Regions from separate parts of the Mus musculus genome. Here regions 1 and 3 are each linked to region 2. A link is a loop called in an ENCODE intact Hi-C map of the cell type or tissue named here. Cell type or tissue: left cerebral cortex. All regions are shown on one strand. Each heading gives the region's core, and the rest is flanking DNA. Links, peaks and the distances in the headings are about the cores only. Region 1 overlaps Shprh (SNF2 histone linker PHD RING helicase). Region 2 holds the start of Epm2a (epilepsy, progressive myoclonic epilepsy, type 2 gene alpha). Region 3 has its middle 56 kb from the start of Fbxo30.

Region 1 (10,046 bases), core at 3,156-8,155, 130 kb before region 2:
GTCTTTAGATCTTTTTCTTTAATGTAGGAAGAAATGGCCTTGTAGTATTTCTTTTGAAGGGGTCCTTGTACCCTGGAATTGTTTTCTGTGTACACCCCCACACACACTCATAAAAAAAGTATATGTGGTTAAAATTTTGCTTATATCAAATTCAGTACAGTCTGACCTATAATCTGAGATGCACTGCCTGCAAGAATAAGTGAAAATGCAGTAGCTTACTATCTTACCTCACATGAGCTTTGCATAGTTTTCCTTTCCCTCATCTTTCTCTACTCTCATACAGTTCAGTTGTCATGTATCACATATATCTATGATGTAGTTTCCACTACATGCTATAAAAGCAAAAGTGTTCGTATGATTCTCTTCAAAATCAGGAAAAACAACAACATTCCAGTTCCTAAAATTGGTGGATTAGCATTTAATCTTCACTACCATGTTCATCTTGAGCTGTAACGTAAGTGCTCTGATTCTAATCCATCCAGCTAAAGTTCAAATGTACCTTTCTTCTTTCAGGAGAACCTCTCAGCGTTTAAATACGATCCCCACATCAATATTCTGCTGCTGCCCCTGCACACAGGCTCTAATGGATTAACTATCATTGAAGCCACCCATGTCCTCCTGGTGGAGCCCATACTGAACCCTGCCCATGAGCTGCAGGCCATTGGGAGAGTGCACCGAATTGGACAGACCAAGTAAGGATGGAAATTGGCATTTGTCACCTTCCTTCAGGTTATGAGAAACTAATTCAACATTTAAATTCTTTATTTATGTTTACCATACCCTGTCTGATTTTTAAGTACACATTCTGTCTCCCTCACCTAAAATGTTTGGAACCAGAAATTGTTTAGGGTTTTTTGGTTTTGCTTTTTGTTCTTTGGGGGATTTGTTTGTTTGGTTGGCTGGTGTTTTTACATCCTGGACTGTTTGAGGAAAGGGTCTATATTTAAATATAAGATTGATTTATGATTCTTTTACCTCATACATAGTCTGAAAATAATTTTATATATTATATTTAGTATGTATTTTAACTATAGCCCATCACATTTCCACGTTGTTACATGTCTGCATGTTCTGTGGCACGTGCACCCACACAGTGAATGACCCAAGAAGTCTGTGTAGTTAAAAATAGTTTGATTTAGTGCAGTATCTGAACCAATAGTCATTTTTATGTGATAGGTACTTTCTTTATTCAAATACCAGATTGTATCTGTAACTCAGTTTCTTACTTATTTTTTTAGGAGTATTAGAGGCCTTGAATGTTTGAAGACATACAGATACACAAGCACACATGACCACACACTAAGTACTTACTTAGTCTTACTGAGCATCTAAACTGTGTCAGACATTATGCTACGTACTGGAGATTCCAATCATACGACAATCCCATCTAGAAGCATACATAAAAGGCCATTGTGTAGTACAAGTACAAGATAATTTAAAGTTTTATGAACAAACACAATATGCTAATGTGTGTCCTGAAGAAACACATTAGGCTGAAGGATTGATTATTTTAAAGTTAGGCTAGAAAACAAGTGTGGAAGAGTTGCATATGTAGAATTAAAGGGCAGATAAGCTGACATTTCCTAGGGTTGTGAACAGTTTGGAACTGCTGAGGTAAAACATGAGAAGCAGTAAATGAAGTCTTACATGCCAGAGTCGGAAATATGGATTATTGATAAACTTCAGTGATTAACTGGCCTCTGATACACTGCATCTGACTTTGGTTTTTTAAATGTGTGTGATAGGCTAGAGACTGAGCTTAGTGGTTAAGAGCACTTGGTTGCTCTTCCAGAGTTCCTCCTGAGTTCAATTCCCAGTGCCACATGGTGGTTTACAGCAATCTATAAAGGGATCTGATGCCCTCTTCTGGCATACAGGTGTGCATGCAGCAGAGCACTCATACACAACTTAAGTAAACAAACAAGTAAACATGTGAGTGCTAAGGATCAAACTCAGGTTGTTGGTTGACGTTTACTTTTACTAGTTGAGCCATCTTGCCCACCCCCAACACTGACCTCTTGTTATACCAGCTTTTTCTTAAAACATAGGTGGACTTGTCTTAGACTTAGAAGGCTAAGGCCATTAAGGCTGTTGCTTCCCAGTATATAGCCTTTCTTTTCTTCTTCAAGAGACTATCTTAGTGTTTGTATTGTTCTCCAGTGACAGTCTAGCCTCCTCCTTCAGAGTGCCTTATCATTCCATTATCACTTACGTAGTTGGTGTTTATCAGTCTCCACATGCTTCCTTCAGTGGTCTTTTGCTGGGTACTTTCTGTGTGCCATGTGTAGTTTTAAGCATTTGAGATAACCTTATGCAACTTCTAATCTAGTTGTATGCAGGATAATGTATCAAAAGTTAGTATGCAATAGATTGAGGAAGTAAAGAGTATATTGTGTTAGGACCAAACCTCAAGCTGGTGGGATAGTAAAGAACACAGATGACTTGGAAGCCAGCCACACTGAGAAGGTAACATCTAAGCAAAGCATGAAAGAGACTGGAACTATAATCATACTAATATCTTAAGAAAGAATGACTAAGCACACAATAACAATCAGTGTGACATCTGTAAGTCAAGAGTGTTCCTGGGTTTTTGTTTTATTATGTTTTTTTAAAAAGGATCCTTTAGGACAGTTTGGTAATCTTTATGCTGTTATATCGTATTTAGACTCATCCTTAAATCCTAACATGGTGGATGTCTCAGCAAAATCACATCATCTAGTAAGTGCAGATACTTCAGGTGTGAGTGAAAGTAAAAACAAACAAACAAACAATCAAAGAAACAACACCAGAGACTTCTTTTGATGTGTATGTAGAGTAGATTTGGAGATCTGATTTATAGACTAAGCATACTTCTTTGGAATTTTTGTATTTAAGAAACAAAACTGTGTATAATATACTGGAATTCATGTAAAAACAAATTTCCATCAACTTAAATCACTCTTTACCATTAAAATTATTTTTAAAATTGTATACCCATGTAAATCTTAATTACACGATTTAATAATAAAGAGCTATACTTGTTAACATGCTAAAAAGAAAGAAAAAGAGGATCCACAGATGCTACACTGAAATCGGTAGGAAAGAAACTCAGTGGGGCTTGGGAATCATACTGGGCCTTAATTGGGAAGCTGTGAGCAGAGGAAGGACACATCTCACTTCAGCCTTGAAACAATCATTCTGAGTACTGTGTGCAGGCTAGGGAGTAAGGGGAGCAGGGAGGCCATGTAGTCCTGATGACAGTAGGAGGCAGCTTGTATGGTAATGGCAGTGCACCCAGTGAGAAGTTTTGAGGCTCTCGGTTTATTCTGGAGTAGAACTGACAGTGTTTGTAGGCATAGTGGTTAGTGGGTGAGCAACACTGTGGGCTTTGGCCTAGACAGCTGAGAGGATAGAAAGCCTTTGGCTGAGTGGAGGAAGACTATGAGATAGAACAGGTTCAGTGGCAAGAACAAAGGTCTGCTTTAGATATGTTTGAGATTTTATTAGCTATCCAAGATATGTATGTTCAGAGACAGGGAGAGAAGCCAGGGCTAGAGGCACACACTTAGACATCAGGAGCATGTGATGGTATTTTTGAGTTATGAGCATGAATGGAATTATAAAGGAGAGAAAAAATAGTGATGGGCCATGAACTAAATAAATTCTGGCACAAGTAAGCTACAAAGCCCTGGGAAAAGAAAAGACACCTACATGCTTAGCTGTTACCTGCTGCTAAATATGTCAAAATATGTTAAAATGTCAAAATAGAAATCTTCCTATTAGAGTTTTGACCATTAATTTTATTTTATCAAAAGCAGTTTAAATGGAGCAGTATAGGCAACTACTTATAAGGATTTTTTGTTCAACTCTAGTTCAACAAACACAAATAGGATTACATAGCTTGTGTAGTGACACGGCTAGGTAAACAGTGGCAGGTGCACCCCTGCTACCTGCCTGTCCCTGCTTTAACCATGGCTCCCTACTCTTACTGTGCAGCCCATAGGAATAGGATTTTGAGAGATTTTTATTGCAGAGTAAAAGAAGAAGAGAATAAATTTAAGAATTATTTTCTTTTTTAAATTAAAATATTAATTAGAGAATGATTCTTTTAGAAATAGAAAAACTAGGAAAATATGGAAGAAGTGTGCTGAACATTTTCCATGCCTGGGCAAGAGGATACGGGACCTAACACTGATTGTTTTCAAGCGAGAAGAGTGTGGCTCTGGTAATGGTTAAGAGAGCATAGCATAGGGGCTGGTGAGATGGCTCAGTGGGTAAGAGCACCCGACTGCTCTTCCGAAGGTCAGGAGTTCAAATCCCAGCAACCACATGGTGGCTCACAACCATCCGTAACGAGATCTGATTCTCTCTTCTGGAGTGTCTGAAGACAGCTACAGTGTACTTACATATAATAAATAAATAAATCTTTAAAAAAAAAAAGAGAGCATAGCATAGTGTTTGTCCCTTTATTACAGTGGAAGAGTGTCTTTTTTTAATCCCACTTGTCCTAAATCCCACCTCTTTTCATATTCTCAAGAGGCTTCATCTTGAAAAATATCACATAAATATGTCTGAGTGTTAATCATTTTTAAAGTGACACTCCTTTATAGTCTACCTCCACCCGCTTGATGTCCTCTTCTGTCAGCCTTTCTATTTTGGTGGCTGCCCCTGAGTGTACCACTGAAATGAGGCTTAGAGTTTAACTGGTGCCTACTTCTTGCTGTGGTCTAGTGGTTCCTTTTATCTACTCTCCCTAGTTGCTAGTTTACCCAGTGCCATGACATTAAGTAGTATGAGTGGGTGGACGACCTTCATGGGAGTATCCTTGCGCCTCGATAATACCAGCTTTATATATCTAGCTATTATCTGTACATGTATCTAGGAACTTTATATTTCCCCTATTTCCCCTAGGATATCGACTAGATAGCTTAAGTTTGACACAGGTAGAGCAAAACTACATCTGTGCTACTCTAAGCCAGCCCAAGCTTTCCTCATATTTTAATGTGTCTTTTGTCATCTATACTTGCTCAGACAGGAATCTAGGACTTTTCTGTATCTTATATTCAAATTATTTTAGTCTTGATTCTTGTATTTCAAAGATATTCCTCATTTTTTGACTAATTCTTATCCCGCTGACACAAAAGCACAATCCATCTCCTCTTGCCAGGATGACCTCAAATTATATCTCTTCTCTTCCTCCATAGCAGCCAAAGCATTTCCAAAGTACAGTCTAGTGTAAATCAAAATATGTATAACTACTAGAGCACATTTCTTTATAACTACAAAATCCAGTTCCTGGTTAGATCCTGCAGGACTACCGTTTATGATCTGAACCCTGCCCGCCCGTAACCTCATGTTGACCTGTTGCGTTTATAACACACTTGTGCCATGCTCGTCTGCTGTTGGCCCCGGAAGTATTTTTAGCTTTTCCCAAGCATGTACTCATCCAGTAATATATATGAACATTGGTTTCTGTCTGCATGCATTCCTGTCCCTCCTGTGCTTAGTGCCTAATGCCCTTCTCTAACTGAACTTGCCATACGTAGTCTGTGCATGCAACTGTCTCCCTCGTGAGAGGGTTAGTTCATGAAGATCACATTGGCGGTATGTGCTGTTGACTTGTCCCTGAGCTCACTCATAAAGACCTGCCACAAGTGGGCACCAGTGGACTAATGGATGTAGCATGTGTATATAAGGTCATTTTCTACTCATTTGTCTTAAGATGGTCTTTAAACTTAAAATTATTATTTGCCTTCTAGACCTACTATTGTACATAGATTCTTAATTAAAGCAACAATAGAAGAACGGATGCAGGCAATGCTAAAAACTGCTGAGAGGAGGTAGGTAACAACTTACAAGTGGGATTTCCCATCACTTGAGAGTTTGAGATCTTCTGGATGACAACAAATGATGTAAACACTAAATACTTTTTCTAAAAACCAAAGAAAAGCATGTTATCCAAAGCATGTCCCAATTAATGTTTTGGACAGTCTATATTTGGCTTAAGATAATTTAATAGATTACAATATGCACAATTAGCTGGCTTATCTTTGATATATTTGATTACTTTTTAAATGAAATGTATTGTTCTCTCTTAGCTAAACTTTTATCTGATATGTGTCAAACTAAACATGCATTAATGTTTTATAGTTTATGCTTACCAGTCACGCAATAGGCATGTCTGAATTTAAAGTCTTGGCTGTTGATTTGTGTCAAATCCATAGACATCAGAGTAGTAGAATGATCAGAGCAGTCTGAATTAGGACTTGGTCTTGCAGTCATTACTCTTCTAACATTTGCACGGTAATTTTCCTTCAAAGTCATATTGAAATAAACCAGTACCTTCCTCCTCCCCGTGAAATGGGCGGATTGGAAGTCACCCAAAGAGAGATGATATGATAGCTCTTTCAAAGGGAGGGCATCTCCAGGGTATTTTGTAACAGAAACCTTCTCAAACCAGAAATTCCATACTCTGATGTAACAAGAAAGATGCCGCCATCCGAAGGGCTTTTCATCTAAACATGAAAGATGTTTGTTCTTGTTGTCACATGCTGCAGACATAGTGATTTTCGTTTCAGTTACAATAATACTGAACTTCTTTGTAAATGGCGAGTTTAGAACCTGCTTGACAACAGTTGTCAGATGTTTTATCTTCTGTTTTTTATTTGTTTTGATTTCTTATTAATTGTTCATAGAAAGCATTTTCTGACAAAGCTTCAGAATTATTTAGACATTTTCACTGATTTTGACAAGATGTAACAATTACTGTCTACTTGTGGCTCAGTGATGACCACGTATGGCAGATCTGTGCCTCACTTTATTGTCATGCATATAGTCTCTAACTCCTGGCCATGCCTTCTCTCTGTGCCTCTGAAACTCTTGCAGCCACACAAGCTCATCCGGAAAGCATTCTGAAGCCTCTGTGTTGACTGTGGCTGGCCTGGCTGACCTGTTTACCAAGGAGAACGAGGAGCTTGAATGAAGCCGTCACATCATTCCACACAATGTTAAGATAGAACTTCACTTCCAGAGATGTCAAGAGAGTTACAAATTAAAAACAAAAAATCAGTAAATATTAGTAAATACTATTTTAAGTTGAATGAATTTATTTTGTTATACTCTAGCCTAGTAATAATTGGCAATTGGTTCCTTTTCACTATACCGATTTCACACCATTTACAATGAATTTTAACTTTACACTCCTAATAGAACATTAATTTTTTTGTTCCACTTGTATATCTATTACTAATAAGGCAGGGGAATTAAGAAAAGGGGTATTAAATAATTTTTCCATTAGTAGATAGATGTTTGTTATAACAGGAGAGAATATATAAGAAGGTTACTTAGTCTAGTTTTGTATGACCTGATGTGTACAGCCAGTGTAAATAACATTTTTGAAAGGGCCTTCAGCATCTTTAGCATAGGATTCACCATTATATTCTCAGTAATGTTTTAAGAAAATGCTAAACTATATAATAAGTAGTTATTTGCATGAGTTTAAACTGTAACACTGTCATTAGCTCCTAATAATAAATCACTAGGTGGTTATATTGTGTTTTGTTACTAAATGTTAAAATACTGAAAAATTCATTTTTCTATTATGTTTAAGTGGTATCATTGTTAATATTTTTAAGTGGATTAACATTTACCTACAATGATCTCTTTAACCTTTTTAGTAAGTTTTTTTTGTGTATGTGTTTTAAGATGATGTATCTGTAAATATGGCTTTTTAAAAATCATCATTGTACTGAATTCATTTCTTGTGTTCCTGTAACTAGTCATTTTAGCCACTAGTTATCTAAACCTACAATAGAGTTTATTCATTTCAGTTACTCTGTTCTTAGAAACTAACTAGTGTTTGATCTACTACAAGAGAACGCTGTGTTCACACATGCATAAACTGTAAGTGGTTAAACTCTCTCTTCTGTGAAGAATTCATGGATGACTTTGAAATTACAAAATAAGAAGTAGCTTGTTGTATCCTAGCCTTGTGTTGGAATATAAATGTTCTTGTTTCCTTCCCTTTAGCTGTTGAAATCAAGGGACCCTCAAGGTTCATTAGCTCCTACCTAACTGTCCATAAAACTGTACTAGAAGTAGTTCCTGGGTCTCCTTTATCCCGTGAGCTCTGGTGCTTAAGCTAAGGTGCATTTTCTTATCCAGGTTTATAGGTGACAGGTCAGCTGAAGAAGACACGTTTTTTGGGTGCTTATTCTTTAGTTGAAGGGAGATATACATTGATTCTTTTATATGAAATTAAACATAATATTTTTACAGCTCTTTTACATTCACTAAGAGCTTTTCTGTGTATTCATGTGGTTAATATTCACAACAGTCCTGTGAAATGGATATGATTAATGATATTCCTATTTTGAAGGTAAAGATCTAATGCTCAGGAGGAAACTCGCCTATGATATGTAGCAAACAGACAGAGCAGTCCAGGCCCCCTGGCTTCATGTCTACTGTTCTTCCACCGAGTTGTGTGCCATGCTGGGGTTCAGAAGCCTTGTGGGTATGACTTAGAATGGGATTGTGTAAGTACTTATTTTTGTTTCCTAATATTTCATGTGCTATGTTCTAGGAAAAACAATTTGATATGCTTCAATTAGAAAATAACATAGATATCTATACTGATCAGTATTAGAGGAAAACTATTCTTATTTATTTCAGTAAGATACCTCAATTAAATAAATATTTTAGTGGAAAATGAAATTATGGATTGTTTTATTTCTAAGGTTTAGATCATATGAACTTTGGTTTTTATTGACTCAACAGATAGTATCAAATTGCCAATTCTACACTATTCCATATTTTATTTACATTTGTCATGTCTTCTAAACAATTATGATAATACTACTACTTCAGAACTAATGAGTCCACATATATAATAAATACCCACATCTTGGCTGCAAACAAAAGAAATTTTAGATTCCTTTCTCAATAATTTTATATTCTCTGAAATATCACAGTATGGCACTGTGCTAGCAAACCACTGAGGATGAGTGAAATGCCCAGTCCTTACAGTTTAAATGTATTTCTATTTAGGGAATTGTTTTTCAAGTAACTCCAGATGAATTTACTAGGACTGAAGATTTATCTATGTAAATTGTAAACATCCCACAAACTGGGCTTAAAATCCAAGTAACTTTACTGTGTCTATTGCATCAATATTTCTCTTTCTATATGATCTTAAGGTAGGTAAAGGACCATTTTTAGAAATTGGTCCTTTTGGAAAGTATAACTCAGTCTTTTTAAATGCTTAGTATGTATAAATCTCTGGATTTCAGACCCCTCAATCCCTTTCACATCTTTAATAACATTAATAATCTCAACATAGAACCAGTGCTCAACAAGCAGTACATAACAAAAGCAACTACTTATAAATATCTAGCAGGTTGTGACTAATCATCAGCTGAAAACCTCTTCCAAGGGACAAAAGCAAAAATGTCTTTCCATCTCTTCTCTCATTTACTAACCCTTCCCAAAATCAGTATGATTGAATTGTCTATTCATTAAACTTGGAGATACCTTATTAGAAATGCAGAAACTACACTTCTACTTAAAAGGACTCTCTAAGACATACTTGGTGTTTGTAGCATTAATTAATCAGAATTCCAAGCATAATATGCCATTTTACATATGCAGTCACTTTGCTGTGTCCAGGTAGTTTCCTCCTAGTTGTCCATTGCTTCTGGCTCTTAGAGTCTTCATCCTGGATCCCTTAACCTTGGGGTGGAGGTGTGTGACAGGTGTCCTGTTTGATGATGAGTGTTCTGCAGTCTGTTATTATCTACACCTGAACCGGTGGTGAGTCTTTGTGTTAATCATCTACTGAATAAGTTTCTCTGATGAGGATTCAGATGCATTAATTAGTGAGTATAAGAGTCAGTTTAGCCAGACCATGGTGGCGCACGCCTTTAATCCCAGCACTCGGGAGGCAGAGGCAGGTGAATTTCTGAGTTCGAGGCCAGCCTGGTCTACAAAGTGAGTTCCAGGACAGCCAGGGCTACACAGAGAAACCCTGTCTCGGAAAAACAAAAAACAAACAACAAAATGAGTTTAATATC
Region 2 (10,046 bases), core at 4,813-9,812:
GTGTTGTTCAGCTTCCATGTGAATGTTGGCTTTCTATTATTTATGTTGTTATTGAAGATCAGCCTTAGTCCGTGGTGATCTGATAGGATGCATGGGATAATCTCAATATTTTTGTATCTGTTGAGACCTGTTTTATGACCAGTTCTATGGTCAATTTTGGAGAGGGTACCATGAGATGTTTGTTTTAGGATAAAATGTTCTGTAGATATCTGTCAGATCCATTTGTTTCATAACTTCTGTTAGTTTCACTGTGTCCCTGTTTAGTTTCTGTTTCCATGATCTGTCCATTGGTGAAAGTGGTGTGTTGAAGTCTCCCACTATTATTGTGTGAGGTACAATGTGTGCTTTGAGATTTACTAAAGTTTCTTTAAAGAATGTGGCTGCCCTTGTATTTGGAGCATAGATATTCAGAATTGATAGTTTCTCTTGGAGGATTTTACCTTTGATGAGAATGAAGTGCCCCTCCTTGTCTTTTTTGATGACTTTGGGTTGGAAGTCAATCTTATCAGATATTAGGATGGCTACTCCGGCTTGTTTCTTCATACCATTTGCTTGGAAAATTGTTTTCCAGCCTTCCATTCTGAGGTAGTGTCTATCTTTTTCTCTGATATGAGTTTCCTGTAAGCAGCAAAATGTTGGGTCTTGTTTGTGTAGCCAGTTTGTTAGTCTATGTCTTTTTATTGGGGAGTTGAGACCATTGATATTAAGGGATATTAAGGAAAAGTAATTGTTGGTTCCTGTTATTTTTGTTGTTAAAGTTGGAATTCTGTTCTTGTAGCTGTCTTCTTTTAGGTTTGTTGAGGGATTACCTTCTTGTTTTTTCTAGGGTGAGGTTCCTGTCCTTGTATTGGTTTTTTTTTTTTTTTTTCTGTTATTATCCTTTGAAGGGCTAGATTCGTGGAAAGATAATGTGTGAATTTGGTTTTGTCGTGGAATACTTTGGTTTCTCCATCTATGGTAATTGAGAGTTTGGCTGGGTATAGTAGCCTGGGCTGGAGTTTGTGTTCTCTTAGTGTCTGTATAACATCTCTCCAGGCTCTTCTGGCTTTCATAGTCTCTGGTGAAAAGTCTGGTGTAATTCTGATAGGAGAAAAATAAAATAAAGGCATAGAATTATAGAAAGTTTGGAAATGTAAGTTAAACACTATTAAGTTAAACCAAAGTTTTAACCAAAGAATGATGTTTTTAACCAAATTATAACCAAATGACATTATGATCTAGCATCTATAAACAGAGATGTCTACAGAAAGTAAATTATGTTTTATCCCTTTTACCAGTCATGTTCATATTTTCCCTAAAATGCTTTTCTAATTCTCTATGAAGATTTCCAAGGGCAGTGTAATTTTTAACAGTTTCGAACTTCCGTTGTGTTAGGATCGTAGTTTGTGTAGTTGTTAAGTTTTGTAGATATAGCACTCCTTGAATAAGGCTGAATAGAAAATTGGGCATTTGGGGGGAGAACACATGTTTTCAGCACCATGGCTCATCTTAGACTCTCAGGGCAACCCTGGAAGTAGGTAGAACCATCTCACTAGGTATATAACAGAATAAGAAAACAAAAACTTATTAACTATGCAGCAAAATGTTGAGTCACTGTTTATGTAGCCAGTCTGCTATTCTATGTCTTTTTATTGGAGAATTGAGTCCATTGATAAGAGATATTGAAGAAAAGTAATTGTTGCTTCCTGTCATATGTGTTGTTAGAGTTGGGATTCTGTTCTTGTGGCTGTCTTCTTTCAGGTTTGTTGAAGGATTACTTTCTTGCTTTTTCTAGGGTGTAGTTTCCATCCTTGTGTTGGTGTTTTCCCTTTATTATCCTTTGAAGGGCTGGATTCATGGAAAGATATTGTGTGAACTTGGTTTTGTCATGGAATACTTTGGTTTCTCTGTCTATGGTAATTGAGAGTTTTGCTGGTTATAGTTGCCTGGGCTGGCATTTGTGTTCTCTTAGTGTCTGTATAACATCTGCCCAGGATCTTCTGGCTTTCATATCTCTGGTGAGAAGTCTGGTGTAAATCTAATAGGTCTTCCTTTATATGTTACTTGACCTTTTTCCCTTATTGCTTTTAATATTCTATCTTTATTTAGTGCATTTGTTTTTCTGATTATTATGTGTCGGGAGGAATTTCTTTTCTGGTCCAGTCTATTTGTGTTGGGTCCGGCCTGCGGCTCTCATGTCCGGGTTCGAATCTGGAAGGCATCTTGGAACTGAAAGAAAAGAGGGAGCCTAGGCGGGTTGAGAAATAATGGAACCAAGACATGCTAGTCTGCTCAAGGTTCAAATGTTTAATGGCAGACATGCTTTATAAAGGAGGGGGGAAAGTCCATTCTCGTCAATTCATCCTTGTAGCCTGGAACCAGCTGCAGGTGATGACATTCAGGAGCTGAGCTCCTCGTCTACCCAAGTACAAACATTTCTCAATCTGAGCACTCTGCCAGAGTCCTGGCCCAAAGATTATCCCTATTTTGAAGTATCTGTAAAGACCTGTTTTCCTGGGTTCGCTCCTGCCACATGTTTTTTAGAATGACTCCAACTCTGAGTTACCAATTTTAAGCTAACTTTCTATTACAAGCAAAGGGCTACCTGCCCCTTTAAGAGCTGCATTTGGAATCAGCTCCCAATAGGGCTTTTCCAGTACACTAGCACTTTTCTAAATTTTCACATAGCTCTAAACACATACACAAAACACATAAAACAGAAACCAACAGATTCAGACATATGCAACCCTTTCTCATCTTCCATGAGCAGGCAAAAGAATTAGAAGGGTAAGCTTCCATTTCATAAACAAAACTTGGTCCCTCTGACCAATCTCCAGAGACTGCCAGAGGTCTCTGGCTCTCCCTACTCCCCAGGGCATCCCCTGGGGAGGTAGTGGTCTTCCTAGCACATCTGCTGACCACAGTCCTCCTGTCCTTACAGCCCAAAGGGACAGCTGCAGATACCAATCACACATTTCTGAAAACCCCATCGTCTATAAACACCAGAGAAACCAAACTCAGGCGGATCTATACTCAGACTACACCATGTTTCAGAGACACGGGACGAAACACAGACAACAAACCAACACAATGAGCACATGTTCGTTTCAGGAAACATAAGACACACACTCAGAACAAAGACACCGGCCGGCATGCACACAAGAGGGCATTCCCTGATTTTCTCTGTCCCTGGGTGAGTTTCAAAATCCACTTTCCTCCAGCCTGATGCAGTTTTCAACTGCTGCCATCCACCTGATTATTAAGTCCCTTTTATTAAACCCTTTTATTTCTCTCGCCTAAAAAAGCAGCTTCTGGAAGCCAACTGCCTGCCTGCTGAGTTCCTAGTTCCCGATAACTCACTGCTGAACCTAAGTGAATCCAGCGCTGGTTTAGCGCTGTTCCAGCTTAACCCGTACCAACCTTCTCCAGTACGAATTTTCTTTAATTCTTTTCTTCTTCCATGGAGCTCCAAACCATCAGTGCTTCTTCCAAATGTCCTCTGCCTATCACAGGTCCCGCGTTGGTTCACCAAATTGTTGGGTCCGGCCTGCGGCTCTCATGTTCGGGTTCGAGTCTGGAAGGCATCTTGGAACTGAAAGAAAAGAGGGAGCCTAGGCGGGTTGAGAAATAATGGAACCAAGACATGCTAGTCTGCTCAAGGTTCAAATGTTTAATGGCGGACACGCTTTATAAAGGAGGGGAGAAAGTCCATTTCTGCCAATTCATCCTTGGAGCCTGGAACCAGCTGCAGGTGATGATGTGCAGGATAGGGCAGGATAGGGGGGCCTCTCAGCAAGTAGCAGTATCTTGAAGAGGAACAGTGACAGTGGCTCAACAATAGAGTGATCTAGGGAAGAAGGCTCCACCCTAGATAATCTCCTTAGTGGCAGCAAGGTCAAGTTCTGGCTCAGCCTGCTTCAGGCTTGAGGGAGGCTACATATTTGGAGTTCTGTAGGCTTCTTGTTCATGGACATCTATTTCTTTAGGTCAGGGAAGTTTTCTTCTATAATTTTGTTGAAGATATTTACTGGCCCTTTTAAGTTGAAAATCTTCATTCTCATCTATACCTCTTATCCTTAGGTTTGGTCTTCTCTTTGTGTCCTGGATTTCGTGGATGTTTTGAGTTAGGATCTTTTTGCATTTTCTTTGATTGTTGTGTCTATGTTTTCTATGGAATCTTCTGCACCTGTGAGTCTCTCTTCCATCTCTTGTATTCTGTTGCTGATGGTTCTTGATTTCTTTTCTAGAATTTCTATCTCTAGAGTTGTCTCCCTTTGGGTTTTCTTCATTGTTTCTACTTCTATTTTTAGATCTTGAATAGTTTTGTTCAGTTCCATCACTGTTTGGTTGTGTTTTCCTGTAATTCTTTAAGGGATTTTTGTGTTTCCTGTTTAAGGACCTGTTTAGCAGTGTTTTCCTGTATTTTTTTCAGGGATTTTTGTGCTTCCTCTTTAAGGACTTCTACCTGTTTAGCAGTGTACTCTTGTATTTCTTTAAGTGAGTTATTAAGGCCCTTCTTAAAATCCTCTACCAGCATCATGAGATATGATTTTAAATCTGAATCTTGTTTTCGCATGTGTTGGGGTATCCAGGACTTGCTGTGGTGGGAGTACTGGGTTCTGATGATGCCAAGTGTTCTTGTTTCTGTTAGTAAGATTCTTATGTTTGTCTTTCGCCATCTGATAATCTCTGGTGTTAGATGTTCTAGCTGTGTCTTGCTGGAGTTTTTTCCTCCTGTGATTCTGTTAGCCTCTGTCAGCACTCCTGGGAGTCCAACTCTTCTCCTGAGGTTAGAGCACTCTGCAAGCAAGCTTTTCTCTTGCAGGGAAGATGCACAGAGGTCTGGAGTTCAGCTCTGCCTCCTGGCTAAGGATGAGGCATGAAGGGGCCCTGTCTAAGAAGCTCTGTTGCTTTTGAGGCCCTCCTGTTTTCCTGCTCAGACTGGTCTCTGAGATACCAGGGATACAAGTTGGCTTTCTCACCTTCGAGTCATGGGGTCAGGGCCCTCTCTGGTTGCTGACTCTCCTCAGTGATCCTAAGATCCTGGGTGTGCTAGGGCACCTGCATCATGGAGAGTTCTCTGGGGACCTTGGGAAGGTCTGCGGAGTTCGTGCCCAAGGTGGCCTGGGGCTCGCACTGACCAGAACGAACCCCAGCCACTCCAGACATTTCTTTATTCATATTAATAACAAGTTGAAGCAGCCTCCTCTGCTCCCAGAGGCCAAATAATGACACAGTTGTTTCTTGACCTAAAGTGCTAATATTTGCAAGAAGCAACTTTTATTTATTTTTCTGTTTTTTTTCCCCAAGAAGAAAATTTAAATAGGTTTTTATCACACACACACACACACACACGCACACACACACACATACACACACACAGTAGCTGGGCACTGGTGATGCAGGTTTGTAATCCAAGGAGCAGAGGCAGGAGAATCTCAAGAGTTTGTGGCCAGTCTGATTTCCACAGTGAGACCTTGTTTCTAAACTTTGTCATCTCACAAACAAGGTTTTCTCTTTTTTTTGATCTTGAGATCAACTTATACACGCTAAAAAGAGGAGGCTGAAATTTTGTTTTTCTCTTTAGTCCCTTTAGGCAAGGGAAAGTATTTTGTGTGTTTGATGAACGCTGGGTTTTTGTGTATTGAGTGGAGGGTCTCTAAAGAACATTATTCATATGTATTATTCCCACGTTATAATCAGAGGCCCATAAGGACTAAATGTTGGGGTGCTTGAATGAGGGTTACAGGTAAATCTTGGATCGGCAACTTCACTGAGGCTGGAGGTTCAGGCTAGACAACTCTTTCTTCCTTTGTTGACTTAGTAAAAGTGATTTCAGATCTCTGGGAAGACGACAGGACAATGTCGGGGTGTCGTTTTCCTCCCTCCTAGGTCCAGTGTGGGTCTCAGCCTCTCGCGAGCCCCGAATGCCCGCTTCCTGCGGCTGCAGCTCCACGGCGCCTGGGAACCCTGATCCCACGGCCGCGTGACCGGGCCACAAACGCGCGGCGCTGCACGTCTCGCGCCGCCCCGGAGCTCGCGCCGCCGCCGCTGCCGCTCGCCAGGCTCCCAGGACTCGGGCCACCGCCATGCTCTTCCGCTTCGGCGTGGTGGTGCCGCCCGCGGTGGCCGGCGCTCGGCAGGAGCTGCTGCTCGCCGGCTCGCGGCCCGAGTTAGGGCGCTGGGAGCCGCACGGCGCCGTGCGTCTCAGGCCCGCGGGTACCGCGGCGGGCGCCGCTGCGCTGGCGCTGCAGGAGCCCGGCCTGTGGCTCGCCGAGGTGGAGCTGGAGGCGTACGAGGAGGCCGGCGGGGCGGAGCCGGGCCGCGTTGACACGTTCTGGTACAAGTTCCTGCAGCGCGAGCCTGGAGGCGAGCTGCACTGGGAAGGTACTGCGCTCCCCGGCCCGAGGCCCGCACCCCGCAGCTCCCCGTGCACCCCGGCCGCGGCCTCGGGGGCGCGCAGCCCGCAGCTCGCGCGCCCCCGCAGCTCCCCGTGCACTTAACTGTTGGCCACCGCTCGCCCACCATCTTGACCCTACCCGGTTGCACAGCGATGCCCTGGTCCGGATCAAGACCCAGTTCCGAGGGTCTCCTGCCTTAGGCCTCTCTCTAATCCACTCCGAAGTGGCCCACCCCACACTACAAGGGGCCGCTTGCTGGAGGGAATTTTCCCTTAGATTTTTGAGACCGAATCGTGGGAAATAGCAAGCTCCTCCCCCAAAGTCAGGTCACCGCGATAGAAGACAATTGAGACATGACTTGATTTCTTAAAATATGTAAAGAGTAATATCGGTTGTAAAGAAATAATAAAAGTAAATAGCCACTTGTGATAGCACAAATCTGTAATCTCAGTACTTGGGAGGTTGAGGCAGGAGGATTGCTGGGAGTTCCCAGCCAGCCAAGGCTACAAAGTGAGAACTTGTTCCACAAAAATATTATAATAAGAATATATGATTGAAAGCAGCATTTCCACCATACAAAACCTAAACATATTGCCTGCATGCGCGCGTGTGTGTGTAACTGTTTGAACAAATATTGTACAATATATAATTTTGAGTATTTATTTTTTCTTTAACAATATTAATATAGCTCAGACTTATTTGCATACAGGTGTGTTTTACTTTTTAAGTGAAAAAAAAAAATACTGTGCAGCTGTTACTGTGCATTAAGGTTCCTTTTGGTTTTCGAGATTCTTGGATTGGAATCCAAGTGCGGTTTTCTTTCTAGCATTTGGAAATGTTTCTGTACAATGGATTTGGACAAGCCAAAATGTCGCCACTTTACGTTTCAGTAAGGAATGTGTTGAAAAATCCGTAGCAGCGTGTCCACCGACCACGCTGGGTGGATCGAGACAGCCTTTTCTGTGAAGGCAATGGGCGTGGTGGCAAACTGAACGTGTGTGGCTCAGTGGTTCTCAGAGTCCCGTGGAGGGAATGAATGCTTCTTGAGAAATTCGTATGGGCAGACAACCAGGCCATTAGCCAGTTCTTGTGGAAAACAAGAATGCAGAATAACAAAAAAACGAGACCCAAGAAAAGCACGTGGTTTACTGGGATCTGTTTATTCCCTTTGCTGGTCTTTTTGGCCACTCTTGGGTTTGATGGTCAGCTAGCACTTCATTATGTCAGATGTGAGAGCTGCCTGCCTTTGGCTGTCCTCCCTTTGCAGTGCATTTCTACTAATGTCACTGTGTCCTTTTTCCACAGTAAAATTACATCTGATAATTTTAATAACGGTGCGTGGTGTACTAGAGCACCCATTTCCAGGTCTCCTCCTTTATCAGCGTTTCTAATACCCCCAAAGTGCTGATGGTTGGGTTGCTATTTCTTAATGCATTCACTTTAACTTGTCTGTTTTCAATTTTTCTGCAGGTTACCACATACATTATATGTAGCTTGCAAAAAAGAGTATCTATTGACACCTACTGGAAATGCATAAAATTAGCAACTGTACATGCTATAAAATATAAAGAATTTAGTCCATTATCCCTGCTGGCTTTAATACCCTTATTTTAAATTATAGATGTGATATTGACTTTTATTTTATAGAGTTCATTTTATCCTATTAGAGACATTTCTTTTTAAAAAAGATTTCTAAAATAATACACACACCCCACTTATTCTCTGTACTCTGACTTGTTTTTTGAGTTAAGTTTCATGTGTTCATGTTCTGTTTTCTCAGTTATCAGGACCTTCTTGTAGATGGGTAGGTTGGTTCTGAGGATTGGAAATTAACAAGGAGATGCTGTCTTTAAGAGCATGGATAACTGTGTGGGAGGGGCTAAACTGTCTAACCCAGGAATATGGTTTGTTAGACCAGGGCAGATTAATGTGAGGCAATGCATGTACAGGTAGCCTGTAGCTGGTAGCATCCCTCCTTCCTCAGCTTCCAGAGTGCTGTGAAAGTTGTGAACCACTGTGCTTAGTACTTTTGCTATTGTCATTGCAAACCAAGACCTTGTACTCGCAGTCAAAAAAAAAAAAAAAAGGAGGCCTGGTATGGTGATGTATGTCTTAAAGCCCAGCACTCAAGAGTTCAAAAGCCAGCCTGGTGTACAAAGTGAGTTCCAGGATATCCAGAGCTACATAGAGACCCCATCTCAAAAACACCAAATTACTAAGTAAATAAAAGGGGGAAAATGAATTTCCAGAAGCAGACTCTGTCTCTGGATGAGTAAAGTCTCATTTCTTCACTATACTATAATACTAGCATTTTTACACAGGAGTACGCACCCAGTCCCCAGCAACCCTGAGCCAAAGAGGTTGGTTTCCTCATTAGCACAGACTAGAAAACCAGAACATAGTGGAGGTTCTTAGACTCTGCTGAGGAAGGTGGACAGAAGAAAAGGGAGAATTAAAAAGTGGACGCTTAAGGAAACTGAGGTAGAGCTGGAGAGATGGCTCAGCGGTTAAGAACACTGGCTGCTTGTTCTTCCAGAGGTCCTGAGTTCAATTCCCAGCAACCACATGTCTAGAGTAGACATACTGAGGATCCAGTATATGCTGGAGTTGGTCCATGGAGGTCGAGATTTATAAGCCAACTTATGTGAGTTTTTTTTTTCCCCTCTCTTCCTCTTGGGCAGACTGATTTACATAGGACCACCATATATTTTATTGAATAAGAGACAAGTGCCGTCCCTTTTGGCAGCCAGCAAGTTGAGAGCCCATCAGTTGTATAGGAACACTGAAGCTAGGAAGGTGAGTTGGTCTTGAAGGAGTGGTAGGGCCAAGGTTGACTGTTGGATGGTTTCTGCCAACTGGGTAGAGATCTACTGACATAAATATAAACTGTGACACCCCCCAGTGCCCCCCCCCAGCTCTGCATCCAGATCTCTATCAGCTACTGAGGTTGCCAAACCTATCCTACTCATGACTGAGAAAGTCACAGTCCACTGGTTTCTGTGTGTGATTTGGAGCAGAATGTAAACTTCCTCATTGATGTGTAGGGTGATTTGAAGAAGCATGGAGGCGCATATGGCATTCCTCCGTGATGTAGAGGGTGAGTTAGGGATTAGTTATTACTGTGGAATACAAAGGTGGCTCTTCTTCACTCAAGACTCTAAAACTATCTTATTTGAAATATAAAGTACAAAAACATAAGCTTCCACAAAATGTACAACATTGTAACTCTGCCAGACTTCCAGACAAAATTAGGAGTATTCAATCCATCATCCTTCCCAGACCAGTCAGAAGTTCTTAGATATGAATAACTTCCCGACACTGTGTCATCAGGAAAAACATCCAGTTGTATACCTTAGGACTGAAACTGAGTTTTTAAAAAAAGACCTAGGAAAGGAGTAGGGGAGTCTGCTGTTGCGAGCACAGCGCAGCAGTGTATGTTAGGGAGTGAGGAGGTGGAGAATCCGTCAGTTCTGTTCCTGGCAAGGGTTTACTTCAGAGGAATCATTATTTAGGCCGAGGCTAATATATATTCAAGAATGTAAACTTCTTTTCCTTTGGATTATCTGAAGACAAACTCTTAAAGTAGATGACTAAAACTACAGCCAAATCTGTCCCAGTGCTACATAAAAGGCAATGGAATCTAGACAAACCTGCCAGTTGTAAATT
Region 3 (10,046 bases), core at 2,894-7,893, 120 kb before region 2:
CATGAGGCTATAGGCACATGTTTGGCAGCAGATGGCATTGTAACAGGAGTAGAAACCATAGGCATTTGAGCAACTTCTTCATGTAACTTGCTTGTGCCTTCAGGACCTGCTCTGGCCCGATCACGTATATACCACTTCCATTTGATAATAGACTGCTGCTGTGCGCGTCCCACTTTATGACTTGCAGGGTCTGATAGTACCCAGCTCATGATGGGTAGTTCAGGTCGCATAGTAACTTGGTGTCCTATTGTCAAACGTTCAGTTTCCACTAAGGCCCAATAGCAGGCCAAGAGCTGCTTTTCAAAGGGAGAATAGTTGTCTGCAGATGATGGTAGAGCTTTGCTCCAAAATCCCAAAGGTCTTTTCTGTGATTCACCTACAGGGGCCTGCCAGAGGCTCCAAACAGCATCTCTATCAGCCACAGACACCTCAAGTACCATCGGGTCTGCTGGGTCATATGGTCCAAGTGGTAGAGCAGCCTGCACAGCAGCCTGGACCTGTTGAAGGGCCTTCTCCTGTTCCAGGCCCCACACAAAGCTAGCAGCTTTCCGAGTCACTTGGTAAATAGGCCTAAGTAACACACCCAAGTGAGGGATGTGTTGTCTCCAGAATCCAAATAGACCCACTAAACGTTGTGCTTCTTTCTTGGTTGTAGGAGGGGCCAGGTGCAATAACTTATCTTTCACCTTAGAAGGAATATCTCTGCATGCCCCACACCACTGGACTCCTAAGAATTTCACTGAGGTAGATGGTCCTTGAATTTTGGTTGGATTTATTTCCCATCCTCTGATACGCATATGTGTTACCAATGAGTCCAAAGTGGTTGCTACTTCCTGCTCACTTGGTCCAATCAGCATAATGTCATCAATATAGTGCACCAATGTGATATTTTGTGGAAGATCCAAACGATCAAGATCCCTTCTAACTAAATTATGACACAGGGCAGGAGAGTTAATATATCCTTGAGGCAAAACTGTGAAGGTATACTGTTGGCCTTGCCAACTGAAAGCAAATTGCTTCTGGTGGTCCTTATGGACAGGTACTGAGAAGAAGGCATTTGCCAGATCAATAGCCGCATACCAGGTGCCAGGAGATGTGTTAATTTGCTCAAGTAAGGAAACTACATCTGGTACAGCAGCTGCAATTGGAGTTACTACCTGATTTAGTTTTCGGTAATCAACTGTCATTCTCCATGATCCATCTGTTTTCTGCACTGGCCAGATAGGAGAGTTAAATGGAGATGTGGTGGGAACCACCACCCCTGCATCTTTCAAGTCCTTGATAGTGGCAGTAATTTCTGCAATTCCTCCAGGAATACGATACTGTTTTTGATTCACTATTTTCTTTGGCAGAGGCAACTCTAAAGGCTTCCATTTGGCCTTTCCAACCATAATAGCCCTCACTCTACAGTTCAGGGAACCAATATGAGAATTCTGCCAATTTCTGAGTATATCTATCCCAATTATACATTCTGGAACTGGGGAAATCACCACAGGATGTGTCCGGGGACCTACTGGACCTACTGTGAGTCGGACATCAGTCAAAACTCCATTAATCACCTGCCCTCCATAAGCCCCTACTTTAACTGGAGGGCCACAATGTTTCTTGGGATCCCCTGGGATCAGTGTCAACTCAGAACCAGTATCCAGCAGACCCCGAAAAGTCTGATTATTTCCTTTTCCCCAGTGTACAGTTACCCTTGTAAAAGGCCGTAGGTCCCTCTGGGGAAGAACTGGAGAAAGGGTAACAGCAAAACCTTTGAGTGTCTTATCAAGATCCTTCCTCAGAGGAACCTGGCCACCCCTTCATTCAAGGGGTTCCGGATCTGCAAACTGTCTCAAGTCTGGAAATTGATTCACTGGCCGAGATTGCTGTTTACCACGATCTAATGTAGCCTTTCTTTCATTTGTTTGAGAATTTTTCTGCTTATACAGATCAAACAAATATGCAGTAGGCTTCCTATGTATTTCATTCCTGGAAACACCATGATTGATTAGCCAGTACCAAAGGTCCAAGCGAGTCATGCCATTATAAATTTCACCTCTCCTGTGCTGACCATTACTGGGTATGTTATTATAAACATTCTTTTGTCTACGCTGTCCATTATAATAACTAGAATCACCTTGTCTCGGGCGATTCAATGCTGCCACCTGGCCCTTGTTACCTCGGAATCCAACTAAACCCAGTGAATTTAATTCATCTAATTGAGCAGAAGCATCTCCAATGCTAAGATCTGGCACAAGGAAAAGGGAAAGAACAAAACCCTTCAAATGTGCTGGTGCCCCTCTCACCAATTTGCGTCTTATAGAGCTGGTGAAAGGCATATCTTCTGGACCTTCCCATTGTGGACAATTATGCTTTACACAATATATCCACTCTAGCATTGCAATTTCCCTAAGTCTTAAAATCCCTTCATCAACACTAAGCCATGGAATATCAGGCATCTCCAAGTCATTTCCAGTAGGCCATCTTTTGATAAACACCTCAGCCAACCATTCAAACAAACTTTTGACACCTTTTTTAACTATGCGAGCTTCCGTATTAAACCTAGAATCTCTACTCAGAGGACCCATGTCAATAAACTCAGCCTGCTCTAGTTTTATGTTCCTTCCACCCTTATCCCACACCCTTAAAATCCATTCCCACACATATTCACCAGGTTTCTGCTTGAATGAATTAGCAAACTCATTAAGCTCCTTAGTAGTGTAGCGAATTTCCTCATGGACTACACTTTCTACCTCCCCTCTAGGAGCCTGTTTTGCTTTGAGTCTGGTTACAGGTCTAGAAGAAACTATTGGTGGGCCGTGAGCAGACTCTGCAAAATTAATTTCCTCATGTGGGGAAGGCATTATTTCAAGAGGTGGGGCTGAGGGTACTACTTCCTCAGGTGGGGCAAACCCTTGAGAATCTGAGGATTCAAAATTCTCAGCTTCAACATGGTCTTCCCACACATCCCCATCCCATGTTGTAGGATCCCATTCTTTGCCAATTAGAGCCCTTACTTTAACTGTCGACACACTCTGAGGCTGAGACTTGAATTTTCGCTGTAGTTCAGCCAACCTTACAATGAGAGTTTCTGTTTGATTTTCTGCAACTTGAGCTCTATTGCTACAAGAGAGAAGATTCTCCTCAAGGACACACTTAGCAACTTTTAGATCGTTTACTTGTGTCTGGAGCCTTTCGATTTTATCACACAACTCCTTCCTTTCATTCATCATTTTTTCTACAGATACTAAGAGCAGCCAGCCAGTAAAATCATTTTTCGATTTTTTCCCCATCTTGTAGAAAGCTTTGTGCACTGAATCACCTAATTCATTAAGAAAATCAAGGGCATTAGCTTCTTTAAGTTCGGAATATAGTTTCAACCATGGGTCTTCAAAATTCTCTGAGCTCCCAGGAGGGAGAGAATCTGGAGAGGTTTCAATAGTTGAAAGTGCTGGTGGATCAACAAGCCAATTCCAGAATTTTAAAAGATTCATCCTTGTACTTCTGTTACTCTAGAACCACTCCTGGTACCAACTTCTGTATTAGTCAGGGTTCTCTAGAGTCACAGAACTTACGGATAGTCTCTAGTTAGTAAAGGAATTTATTGATAACTTACAGTCGGCAGCCCAATTCCTTACAATTGTTCAGTCGCAGCTGTGAATGGAAATCCAAGGATCTAGCAGTTACTCAGTCTCACACGGCAAGCAGGCGAAGGAGCAAGAGCAAGAGCTAGACTCCCTTCTTCCAATGTCCTTATATTGTCTCCAGCAAAAGGTGTAGCCCAGATTAAAGGTGTGTTCCACCACACCTTTAATCCCAGATGAAAGGCATAGCCCAGATTAAAGGTGTGTTCCTTAACTCGGAGATTCAATCTTCTGGAATCCATAGCCACTATGGCTCAAGATCTTCAAACCAAGATCCAGATAAGGATCTCCAAGCCTCCAGATAAGGGTCACTGGTGAGCCTTCCAATTCCGGATTGTAGTTCATTCCAAATATTGTCAAGTTGACAACCAGGAATAGCCACTACAGTTGGTCATAGCTAGTTTAAGTGGCTTATGACGAATATAAACTGCCCCCAACTCACTGCTCATGTGTTTAGACAGTGGGTTTAAACAGATGGTAACAATGTTTGGGGGCCATTGTAGAGTCCCAAGTATCACAAATGGATCACTGAGGGCCGGCTTTTGAAGGTGATAATCTAATTCTGGTCATGGTGGACTGTGCACTCTGAGCCTTTGTCCCTTGGATTCCCTCATCTGGTCACAGCAAAAAGAAAAGTAACAGATACAATGACCATTTGGGAAGTTTTATATTTGGCTCTAAAGTTTGAACGCAATAACTGAAATTGCAGTTGAAACTATAGACATAGTGAGTTGTTGATATTATATTTTAAATTCCCATTTGGAAATGGGAAACTTTCAAAAGGATAAAAGCATGAATTGAGAATCAGTTTTGCCAACATAAAAAGCTATGAACTGAGTATGTGTTGATTGGCTTGATTGTGGAATTATTGCATAATAAATACGTGTATCAAACTATTACCCTGAATATCTAAAATCCACAGGTTTTAGATATCAGTTGTTGGGTGTGTGTGCTGTGTGTGTGGTAGGAGGTGTAGTATGTGTAAGGTTTGCTCTCCATTGACATGTTGGTAGGGGGGCTCTGTCGCACTATTGCCCAGACTAATCACAAACTCCTGTGCTCATTCTTTGTAACTCAGCAGTTAGTTGCCCAAGTACCAAGAATCCAGATTTCTGGTACTGTACACTAAACGTTTTCTTGTTTTCAGTGGTGGTCTGATTAAGGGCACCACTAAGCATGACAATATCCTGTTCTGTGGCCTATCAGCCAAGTCCCCAAAAATGAAACTCAAAAGTTCTGTCCTTGTGTACTTCATGGGCTCTGCATGTGAATTTAATGTATTCTGAAACTGGGGAAGATGACCTTTACAAGCACAATTGTGGTAACACTAAAATATGCCTTTACAGAGTTAATATTGTGACTCTGAAAGGGCTCCACCTTTATCAAGAGGACCAAAGTAGACCTCATTCATATCACTGCCTTCTAAGGCTAGGGTTAAACAAGTGTAATGGTTTCTTTTTTCTTTCACATTTCCTTTTTTTTTTTTTTTAAGTTTGTACTGCCTAATTTTTTAAATTATCTTCGATCTTTTTTTACAGTCCAGTCGTTATTCCCCTCCCCCACCCTCCCCCAACCCCCATTTCCAAGATAATGTCTCCTCCCACACACACCCCACCAGTCCACCCCCATTCCCTGGAGCCTCAAGTCTCTCAAGAGTTAGGTGCTTCTTCTCCCACTGAGGCTAGACCAGGCAGTCCTCTGCTGTATATGTGTCAGGGACCTCCTATCAGCTACTGTATGCTGCCTGGTTGGTGGGTCAGCATCTAAGAGATCTGAGGGGTCCAGGTTAGTTGAGACTGCTGGTCTTCCTGTGGGGTCACCCTCCTCAGGTTCTTTCAGTTTTTCCCTAATTCAACCACAGTGGTCCCCAACTTCAGTCCATTAGTTGGGTGTAAGTATCTGCGTCTGACTCAGTCAGCTGCTTGTTGGGTCTTTCAGAGAGCAGCCATGCTAGGCTCCTGTCTGTAAGAACACCATAGCATCAGTAATAGTGTCAGGCCTTGGAGCCTCCCCTTGAGCTAGGTCCCAATTTGGGCCTGTCACTGCACCTCCTTTCCCTCAGTCTCTTCTCCATTTTTATCCCTGCAGTTCATTTAAACAGGAACAATTCTGGGTCAGATTTTTTTATTCTCCTCCCTCTCTTGCCCTCCTTTATCCTTTAACAAGCATTGAGACAGTGAAGCTGGCATCTCCCAGACACTTACTCATCAAAGCATGCTGGAAGGAGCATTCTAGAATGAGAAACAAAGAGCTTTCCCAAGACTCCTCCCCAGTGTTCATGCTCACATTACTCACTACAGATGCCATTATAAAGGAATATAATGTCATAAGCACTCAGGCTTTCTCTCTGAACTTTTAAAAAATAAAATAGTCGCCAGGCGGTGGTGGCGCACTCCTTTGATCCCAGCACTTGGGAGGCAGAGGCAGAAGCAGGTGGATTTCTGAGTTCGAGGCCAGCCTGGTCTACAGAGTGAGCTCCAGGACAGCCAGGGCTATACAGAGAAACCCTGTCTCAAAAAACCAAAACCAAAAAAAAAAAAAAAAAAAAAAATCTTTATTAGAGTTTTGTTAATTACTAGTATTAGAATAAAGCCCCTGGCTATATTCTGTATTTTATTAAATGTCACCACATTCTTCTGCTACTCAAGCTCAGAGGTTCCGATACTCAACTGTGGAACTGTCTGTTAAGTTCTCTCATCCCTGAACACCCATCTATCAGCCCTCAATATCCAGTTGTACCCCAACTACCTTTCATCTTCTTGCCAGCTACTACTTTGTCCCAGACATCCTAATTGTTCACAGGATTGTGACAGCCTCCTACAGTCTTTTTCCAGAAGAGTCATCAGTTTTAAGACGCATGGCAGATAATCAGGTCATGTCATACATCAGTATAAAATCCTCCCACTCACTAAAGAGAACCCTAAATCCTTATAAGGGCTAGAAGGCCCTACATGATGCAGCCTTCCATTGTGCAATTCTACTCGTCTTCTTCCACATATCCACTCGTCTGCTCCATCCTCAGAATGTATGTTACTGTGCCTCAGACACGACCAAGCACACTTCCACAAGGTCTTTTAATTGTCCCTTTTGCCTGTCACTCTCCCCAGACATGCTGTGCCTTCTGCCCACTTTCTTTCTAGTCTCTGCCCCACAACAGCTTATAAGTGAGGCCATTTCAGTCATTGCACAAAACTGAACCTTTCATCCTCTACCTGCCTGTCACCCTTAAGCCTCTTTGTGGTTTGGTTTTATTCTACTGAGGTCGGATATATTCACTTTATAAATCTTTCCCAGCTTCCTGCAGAAATTAACCACTGAAAGCTAGAATTTTGTTCTCAGCTGTAATGTATTAAATAGCGCACAGTAGAGGCTCAAGAGGTAATGTTGGGCACTGTTATACTTGGAGGGAGGATTGCTAGTGTTCCAAAGACTTTTAATAGACTACTCAAATATCCTTCATGTTACAATGTGATATATCTCATTTTTCTATAAACCAGGGTAGGAGATACATTTTATGTACCTGTTAAGCCCAATTATTTATGCAAGTTGTTTCTAATTAAGACTTTATGTAAGCAAGACTTCAGCTTCTGCTTGATCTATAATACATCTCATTGTCATCTCTATGCCTCTTCTCTCCTGTCCCAAACTTAGGCCTTAATTTTTTACTCTTTTGAATATATCTAGCACAACTAAGGAAGGAAGGAAGGAAGGAAGGAAGGAAGGAAGGAAGGAAGGAAGAGCACCTGAGTTCTGACTTTATTAACAATCTGGGTCTTGTTGAATAGGTCAGTTTGTCTCTGGACCTCCTCATGTAAAATAAACATTGGGCTATATGAGCAACTCCAAAAACTATTAGCATACTTCATCATTTGTGGAAAAGAGTTCAAATTAGACAAGAACTGTGCTTAACTAAAGCCTTTTCCATACTCAGAGCAGACCTTCAGAATAATTGAGGAAGCTAAAATAAGAAAGAAGGAAGATTTGAATTTAAATAATTTTTCAAGAGATATACATGCAATTAATAGAATTTAAGGAATGAGAAGTAATGAGATTTATAAAAAGCCAGAATCTTGAATAAAAGGGAGGTGAGAAGAGCATTCTAAGTCCTTCCTCCCTGAACCGTGGGTATAATTGGTAACTATTCCATTTGCTTTTCCATGTATTGGGGGATTTGTTTCTTACTTTTGACATTTTATGGAACTGTATATTAATTAAAACTGCATATACAGCTTTTCCACAACCATTATTTTTACTATCCCAAGAGGAAGCAGTAAGTTTTGGCATAGCAAATAATTCCGTACAGTTCAACAAATATTTATTATAGGTCTTAAATATTTACTAATTGTGGCTTGTTTAAGTCTTGGGCATCTGATTATGTAACTAATAGCATGTCATTATATAGAAGGTAAAAGATGTTTGTACACACAGATAAGCACTGGAGAAGCCAAGAAAGTTAAACTCACAGATACCATCAAAGGAGAGAGATGTTTAGCCTGCTCTCCTGGAATGCTGGGAACAGATAGAGTTTAGCTTTGCTAGTGATCCTTTGCTCTGATGAGCCAGACTCTGCCCTTGTCTTCCAGAGTTTATGCTTTGCTTGTCCATACCCTTTAATTCTAAAACTTTTATTGAACATTACTTGTTGCCACTAAACTAATCCTTGTGAGAGATGTCATTTGTACTTTGCAACAGTCAGTGTTAGGTTATCTTAGGACCAGGACAAATCCTCACTCCCACAGGGATTGTATTTACCTCAGTCATTTTCCCTAGACCCTTATCTCAAGTATTGTCTGTAAGTCAACAACAAAAATACAGACACCATATTTACTTTATAAACAGCTTTAGTGGAAACATGTCTTGAGCTTTAATGAGGCTGAGTTGTTACCAAAAAACGTTTTTCTAAAATTGTGAAATACTTAAATATGGCAAAAATATAATATGAGCTGATGTCAGACTTTAAAAGTCCTGGCCTAACACCTGTACCTAAAAATGTAACTGAGTTTTATTCTTGTCTTTTTGTGGATCATTTCTCTCCCTGCTGTAAAACCTGAAGGGACCCTCCACATCTGATTAAACTAACACTTCTCTGAAAAGCAGGTATATGGTCTCACTTAACCTTTCCCATTGGTACATTATTTCCTGACTCCAGGAACTTTTTCTAAAACTGCTGCTCCTACAAAGATAGTCTCATTTCCCCCTGTCTATTTAAACCACTTTTCCTCTGAAAGAACTCATCAGTCAGATTCTGACTCTGAAAAGGCCAGAAGTTAACCAAGATGAAAGAAAATGTAAATGTCTGTACCGCTGCCTTTTTCTTGAGATCTCATTTGCATCAGACTTCCAAGAGTTCGATGTCTAGCTGACTCATCCTCCTATCTCTGTCTCCCCAGAACTGGATCTCTGATGTGTAGCTTTTTTTTTTTCTTGAGTGCTGAAGACCTGACCTTAGCTCTTCATGTATGTGTGGCGAGAAGCATTTTTACTAACTGAAACATTCCAGCCCCCAGAGGGACAAACTGAATTCCTGTTCTAAAAATAAAACGTTCTATAATGGTTTGTTTACTCTTAGTTGTAAATGCCTGAGGTAGGCCAGAAATGTGATATGCCCACGTTCTAGTACTCAGTTAATATGATGGTGGATAAACACAAAAGTTCCATTTGTTTGCCAACCACTTTAAAGGATTAATACATTCATCTTTCATTGCGATCAAAATAAATGTAACTTCAAAGTGTCCAGGAACTCAGTTTCTAACAGGGCAGGGTAAAGGAGATCAGTGACACAGGCAAATACACTTGGAAGTCAAGGAAAAGGTTCCCTGAGAAGTATGGGTTAGTCTATGTGCAGAGCTTAATTCAAATTGTCTCACCACCCAGTGTTTTAAAGATAGTTAAAAGAAGCAATTTAGGTATAACCTCACATGGACCTGAACCAACAGCATGGCTGTGCTTAGGGAAAGAAGTCAGGACACAGACAGGTGCAGGGAAGGCTCGGGGAAAGGATGGCCATCGACAAACTAAAATAACCAATGTGGCTGGCCTTGATGTGCAGCTACCAGCCTCCAGTATGTAAGTCAGTTCTGTAGTTTACCCATGCAGTTTACAACACCCCATAATGACAAGTGATCATATGCAGTTAGCAAACTTATCCTCTTGTTTTTAGAAAACAGATGCAGATTTCTATGGAAGGACCTATATTTGATTGTTGTCTGCTGTAACAGCCATGAAAGGAGTTGGCCTCAAGAACTGTATCATGTTTTCAAAGCTAGAATTATGGAATGTTTCACTTGGGTCAGATCAAGGTTCTAGCACATCTCTAATTCTCCAGTATGCTCTGTGGGAAAGTGGCTTCCTCTGTCTCCCCCATCTTCAGATATTACTGAAACACTTAGTTTTGGGCCATATCATACCAACCAGTGT

Evidence for each region. Hi-C counts contacts between places; a loop is a spot of excess contacts. Peaks named below come from ENCODE experiments on the same cell type or tissue, not always from the same donor. Only the 100,000 strongest peaks of a DNase experiment are listed, where the experiment ranks them.
Region 1: a loop joins it to region 2, with 2.3 times the contacts of the local background. A loop is called at or near these places in 6 of 42 quality-filtered maps.
Region 3: it touches region 2 in a loop (2.3-fold over the local background); 5 of 42 quality-filtered maps call a loop at or near these places.

The regions. Positions count from the first base shown.
Region 1 is chr10:11,206,584-11,216,629 of GRCm38, forward strand. It overlaps Shprh (SNF2 histone linker PHD RING helicase), which reads left to right. Exons shown (of 30, transcript NM_001077707.1): 28 at 514-692; 29 at 5,739-5,819; 30 at 6,865-8,691. The coding sequence ends at 6,961. Among named protein-coding and RNA genes, the nearest start is that of Shprh, 62 kb to the left of the region's middle. In left cerebral cortex, for the core only: a CTCF peak has its summit at 5,633 (motif pointing right); no DNase peak of the experiment used is centred there.
Region 2 is chr10:11,337,403-11,347,448 of GRCm38, forward strand. Epm2a (epilepsy, progressive myoclonic epilepsy, type 2 gene alpha) reads left to right here and starts at 6,043. Exons shown (of 4, transcript NM_010146.2): 1 at 6,043-6,366. The coding sequence starts at 6,069. In left cerebral cortex, for the core only: a CTCF peak has its summit at 7,910 (motif pointing left); DNase peaks (open chromatin) are centred at 5,985, 6,307, 6,600 and 7,327; H3K4me3 peaks cover 1,955 bases; H3K27ac peaks cover 1,533 bases.
Region 3 is chr10:11,220,788-11,230,833 of GRCm38, forward strand. No RefSeq gene overlaps it. Among named protein-coding and RNA genes, the nearest start is that of Fbxo30, 56 kb to the right of the region's middle. In left cerebral cortex, for the core only: no CTCF peak of the experiment used is centred there; a DNase peak (open chromatin) is centred at 5,768.